Linked DNA regions of Homo sapiens: region 1 is linked to region 2. Evidence: read pairs that join two places in POLR2A ChIA-PET (ENCODE). Cell type or tissue: PC-9. All regions are shown on one strand. Links, peaks and the distances in the headings refer to the core of each region. The heading gives the core; the rest is flanking DNA. Region 1 overlaps LINC00877 (long intergenic non-protein coding RNA 877). Region 2 has its middle 100 kb from the start of SHQ1.

Region 1 (2,914 bases), core at 251-2,750, 690 kb after region 2:
TATAAATTACCCAGTGTCAGGTATATCTTTATCAGCAGCGTGAAAACAGACTAATACACCCGCCTTTGCCACCACCCACATTAAAACAACTTTAACTTCAACCTAGTCAAAGTATATGGGCTTCCCAATCAGGCAGATTCACGGTTTCATTCTACTCCACCAGATATTAGCTGTGTGTGGATGTTAGTCTCTGGGCTTTGTTTCTAAAATGTATGTAATAATGCACCAGGTTCTAAAATCCGGTGAGAATTCTGTGAGATTATGCATGCAAAGTGCTGAGCATGGGGCCTGGCTCATAGAAAGTATCAAATAAGTGGTAGACAAGTTGTCATTTTCACTTGTGGTTGATAATTTCCACTTTTGCCTTTCTGCAGCCCAGAGACAGAAGCAGATAATGCAAGTGTCATCTACATCTGGCAAAAGCCAAAGGTTTGGAAGATGGAAAAAGGAATCCAGGCAAAAAGGAGCCCAAGATTGAAGTGAATGACCAGGTGCACCAGTTCAAATGCAATCAGGAGGGACAGGGGTAGAGGGAGAAGCCTAGAGCAGCGCTTCTCAAACTGACTATTCAAGTCACCTGGAGATCTTGGTGAAATGCAGACTCTGGTGCAGTAGGTCCTGGCGGGAACTTGAAATTCTGCATTTTGACCAAGGTCCAAGGTGAATGTCCAGTGCTGTTGTCCTTGGCCTGCAGCAGGAGGAGCAGGGATCTAAGACTTGGAGAGCAAATGTCAAGCTCAGAAGAAAGACTGGAAGTTTGGGGACAAAACCCAAATATGGCTAAAGAAAGCCTGTAGGTAAGCTTTGAGTTGTATTTTCCATCGCATCTGAAGCTGTGCTGGCCAACATGGTAGTCACTGGCCCTGTGTGGCTATGGGCTAGTCCTAATGGACATGTGCTCTAACATGTAAAATACACACTGGATTTTCAATACTTGGTACCAAGAAAATAATGTAAAATATCTCAATACTTTAAAAACATTATTGCATGTTGAAATAATATTTTAGATATATTGGGCTAAATAAAATATACCCATATTACTGAAATTAACATCACCTGTTTCTTTTTACCTTTTCTTTTTTATTTTATTTTTATTTTTATTTTTTTGAGGCGAAGTTTTTGCTCTTGTTGCCCAGGCTGGAGCGCAATGACATGATCTCAGCTCACTGCAACCTCCGCCTCCCGGGTTCAAGCAATTCTCCTGCCTCAGCCTCCCGAGTAGCTGGGATTACAGGCGACTGCCACCACGCCCAGCTAATTTTTTGTATATTTAGTAAAGATGCAGTTTCACCATGTGGACCAGGCTGGTCTTGAACTTCTGACCTCAGATGATCCACCCGCCTCAGCCTCCCAAAGTGCTGGGATTACAGGCATGAGCCACCACGCCCAGCCTACCTTTTCTTTTTAATATAGCTACTAAAAAAATTAAAATTACATTTGTGGCTTATGTTAAATTGAGCAGCACTAGTCTAGAAAGGGTTTCTCTCTCTCGCCTTCTCTGAGCTTCTGCCCAAAACCCCACTCTCAGCAATTCCTGTAGTGTCCCAGGGAAAACTCTAGAGAGGTTTATTGCTCTGAAGGGGAGACAGGCAGGACTGTGCGAGGGAGCTGTTTGGGAGGAACAAGGTAGAAACATGCCAAGTCATTCTCTGCAACAGAAGAGCCATAGCCATGGGGCCGGCTGGGAGGCCTGGATCCTGGAGATGCCAGCCTGCCATGCTCCAGTGCCTTCTGTCTGGGCCTCGTCAGTCCTTTCTCATGTTCTCCTTCCTATCCTGGGCGACAGGTAATTAGCAGGGCCAGCTGGCAGCCTCCACCGGGCACTGCCGCCAGAGAGCCGGCAGCCGGCCTGCAATTACTGTAATCCTGGCTTGGCCTCCAAAGAGAGCTCTATTCAGCAATCCCTCTGCAAATTGGCTTGAGGTGATGGGGCTTGTAATCTGTACATTCTCTGGGTGCCTCCTGGCAATGAAAGGCCTACAGAAGAAAGTCTCCAGTGTGCCTACCTGCAGCAGACTTCCTTTGGTAAATAACTGGGCAGCTGGGACTAAGTCTTTGCCTGTTGGTGGCATGGAGGGGTGATATTTGAAATGTCTCACCCAAGCCATATATTCCCAACGGTTTTTTTTTTTATGTGTTCCCAGTATCTCCTCTTTCCAGAAAGCGTTTCCCAGGACGAGCAGCCAGTCCTTCTAACTCCAGGAAGCTTGTACAGGGCAGATCCCAGGCACCTCTGAAATGTGTTAAGAATAACTCTAGAAAATCCATGAACTTTAGTTCCATGAAGGTAGTCTGGCCCTAGAAGGGAATGAGAAGAAAGGCTACTTTATGAAATGGAAACTGTCGGCAAAGACAGGTGGTAGCAAGTGCAAGGCATGCTGGGCTGAACAGACAAAGGATGTGCAAAGAGACTGCAGAAAGGTCCTTATTTTCACTGGGCTAACCCTTTAGCCTCTCAAGCTTCAGTTTTCCCATATGCAACACGGGCATAATAGTAGCATGTATTTCACAGGGCTGCTGTGAGAATTAAATGAGACTTTCTGTGTAAAGGGTTTAACATGGCAAGCACCCAACAAATATGAGCATTAAAAGCTAAGTAAAGTAACATATAAGGGAATGAACCTGAAGAAGCTAGACAGATGGAATGCATGTAGACCTAGCCTGAGAGAAACTTCCAAATTGGAGCACTGAGATTTAGATGGGGCGGGGGTAGGGAGGGGTCTTTTTAAAGGAACAGTCTCTCCTTTTTAGGAGAGGAGTGAGAAAAGGTTCTCTTGGAGGCTTAGTGGGTGAAGAACCCTCACTGCCGGCACAGCAGTCTGTGGTGTGGTTTGGGGCCCAGTGACATCATTTGTAAGGTCCAGTGCAAAATAAAAACACAGGACCCCTTGTTCATAAATCAGGATAAAGGTGC
Region 2 (2,914 bases), core at 87-2,586:
TTGATTGGATGCCACACTTTGTGAATTTTACCTTCTTAGGTGCTAGATATGCATTCTTATATATACTCTTGATCTTTGTTTAGGGATGCAGTCCAGTGACATGGAAGTAGTTTGATCCTTATGGGTCTTGCTTTGTAATTTGTTAGGCAGGTCTGGAGTGGTGCTCAGTCTAGGGCAAATTATTCCCCAGTGCTGATATTCCTGAGTGCTCCACCATGCCTTATGAATTATGAGTTTTTCAGCCTGGCTGATTGAACTCACACTGTTCCCAGTGTGCGTACTGAGGACTCTTCTCTCTAATGTGAGTGTGTGTTTTTTTTTTTCCTTGAGACAGTCTTGTTCTGTCACTCAGGCTGGAGTGCAGTGATATGATCTCAGCTCACTGCAACCTCTGTCTCTCGGGTTCAAGTGATTCTCCTGCCTCAGCCTCCCGAACACCTGGGATTACAGGCATGCACCACCACACCTGGCTAATTTTTTGTATTTTTAGTAGAGATGGGTTTTCGCCATGTTGGCCAGGCTGGTCTCGAACTCCTGACCTCAGGTGATCCACCCGCCTTAGACTCCCAAAGTGCTGGGATTACAGGCATGAGCCACCGCACCCAGCCCCCTCTCATCTTTTCAGATGGTTCTAGAAGAGGGCTCTCCTCTCTCTCTCCAGATATCCAGCGTTCTCTGTGCAGCTCTCTCCTCTCTGGAGCTCTGTGCTGCAAATGTTAGCTGCCTTGGTCACCCCAAGTCCTCAGCCCTGTCTTTGAACTCCATAACCCCCTGGGTTCTGCCTTGATTGTCCTTCCCTACATAGCATGGAAAGTCTTTCAAAGCAGTAGATCTCACCTTGTTTTCTGTCTCTCAGGATCACTGTCTTTCATTGCCTGAAGTTCAGAGTTTGGAAAGCCATGGTTTTGTGTATTGCTCCCATTTTTCTGCTTTGGTTATGTCTGACGGGAGAGTAAATCTGGTCCCTGTTAATCCATCGGGATTGGAAGTGTAATTCTCCATTAATAGTTTAAATATGGGTTTTCCCACTTGAGTTTAAGCTGCTGGGGAGGTAGGGTCTTGTTAACACTGAATCATCAGTGTCCGTATTCTCAAGCACTCCATAAATATTTGTTGAATGAATGAACAAATAAGATAAACCAATTTGCTTTGAGGAGGAAATGAAATCTCATCTATTAATCTCAGTAGCATCATTAATTTCAAGAAAGGGTATGATGCTTTTTACTTAGGGTTTGTGAAGGTTGTGAATGTTTGTACTTTTCCAGGTTGTATTAACATGATCCTGGGGTGACTACGGCACTTAAAATGCTTGTGAACTCCTGAACACTATAACTGCTTTGTTGGAATGTGTTCACAAGACTTCTCTCAGCTTCCCTGGAGAGCTTCCAAATCCTTATGACCATTGAAAATGCATTTCTTCTCACTAGTACATTATCTGAAGCCAGTTTGAAAAAGTATTATCTGTAACTCCCCTCATTTACTTCCACTGAAGTCAAGCCAGTTAAGCAAATCCTCTCGTCTAAAAATTTAACGCCATGGAAGTTTTCTTCCTTCCATCAATTTTTGTTCTTAGGAATCTTGACAGGATCTACTTCAGTGAGACTTGTCTTGGGTAGAAAAACCTGTTATTCCCTTCCTCAAAGAATGAGCAAACATGATCCTTCCCGGACATCCTCAAAGCCAGGCAGCTCATTAAACAACCCTCATGAGTATTAAAGACAACGTGAGTGAGCTCCTTAATTTCAGAGTCCGTGTCGGCAGTGTTTCTCCTACCCTTTCTTTGTTCATGGAGGTTGAAGCTTTGTTATATCACGTTACTCTGTCTTTGTTTAAGATGGGCTGAGAACACTATACTACACTAGCTCAGTAACCCAAAACACCTCCAGAGGTGCTGCCTTTCATTTATTTTTTTAAACTAGACAACCTGCCAGGCAACTTTAGGGATCTCCTATAACCATATGGGTTTCCCAAAACTCCTAGATGATGGGAGAAAAAAATAAGTTGGGGCAAGAATAGGGAAGAGACCCAGTGACTGCCTAGTCGCAGCTCAGTGGGAAAAACCAAGACTTTGCAGTTGACAAGAGGCAGCCTCCAATTCAACCCAGCTCCACTGTAGCTGGCTCACGAGGGGGGGACTCCAAACGACACCTTTCCCTTCATCTTAGAAACGGGGCTGGGCGCGATGGCTCATGTCTGTAATCTCAGCACTTTGGGAGGCCGAGGCAGACAGATCACTTGAGGTCAGGAGTTCGAGACCAGCCTGGCCAACATGGTGAAACCCTGTGTCTACTAAAAATACAAACAACTTACCTGGGGGTGGTGGCGGGCCCGTGTAATCCCAGCTACTCGAGGCTGAGGCAGGAGAATCACTTGAACCTGGGAGGCGGAGATTGCAGTGAGCCGAGATTGTGCCACTGCACTCCAGCCTGGGCGACAGAGTGAGGCTCTGTCTCAAAGGAAAAAAAAAAAAAAGGAATAGATGAGATCAGGCGCGTTCAGGGTGGTATGGCCGTAGACAGAAATGGAAATAGAACTGCTTTTATTGCTGGCCTTCCAGTGCTAGGAGACTGTATGTTCAAAGCACTTTTATAAACTGGAAAGTGTTAAACCAACGTAAGGGTTTATTATTATTGTCTGACTTCCCAGAGCTGAACAGGGCTCTATTTAGCTACCTAACAACAGGTCGCTGGGGGAGCCGGCACTGTGAAAATGAGTCAGCCCTGTTAATCTCTACAGAGGCCGGCTAGTGGTAAAAGTCTACACAGTTCAGCAGATTAGATAGAAATATTAATTATGCCAATGAATCACAGCACTGCCTCATCTTCTAGGCTTGCATTATCATTGACCTATTTTTCTATGTTCTGTCTCTCTTGTCCCATTATCCTTGAAGAATAATCGGAGGCCTTGCTGTGGG

Evidence for each region. ChIA-PET counts read pairs that join two places held together with the same protein. Peaks named below come from ENCODE experiments on the same cell type or tissue, not always from the same donor. Only the 100,000 strongest peaks of a DNase experiment are listed, where the experiment ranks them.
Region 1: POLR2A ChIA-PET joins it to region 2 with 6 read pairs; 2 of 35 experiments call an interaction of 5 or more read pairs at or near these places.

What each region holds. Positions count from the first base shown.
Region 1 is chr3:72,057,570-72,060,483 of GRCh38, reverse strand. It overlaps LINC00877 (long intergenic non-protein coding RNA 877), which reads left to right. Exons shown (of 7, transcript NR_104116.1): 5 at 375-797. Among named protein-coding and RNA genes, the nearest start is that of LINC00877, 41 kb to the left of the region's middle. In PC-9, for the core only: no CTCF peak of the experiment used is centred there; no DNase peak of the experiment used is centred there.
Region 2 is chr3:72,745,400-72,748,313 of GRCh38, reverse strand. It overlaps a transcript of SHQ1 not described here. Among named protein-coding and RNA genes, the nearest start is that of SHQ1, 100 kb to the left of the region's middle. In PC-9, for the core only: no CTCF peak of the experiment used is centred there; a DNase peak (open chromatin) is centred at 1,633.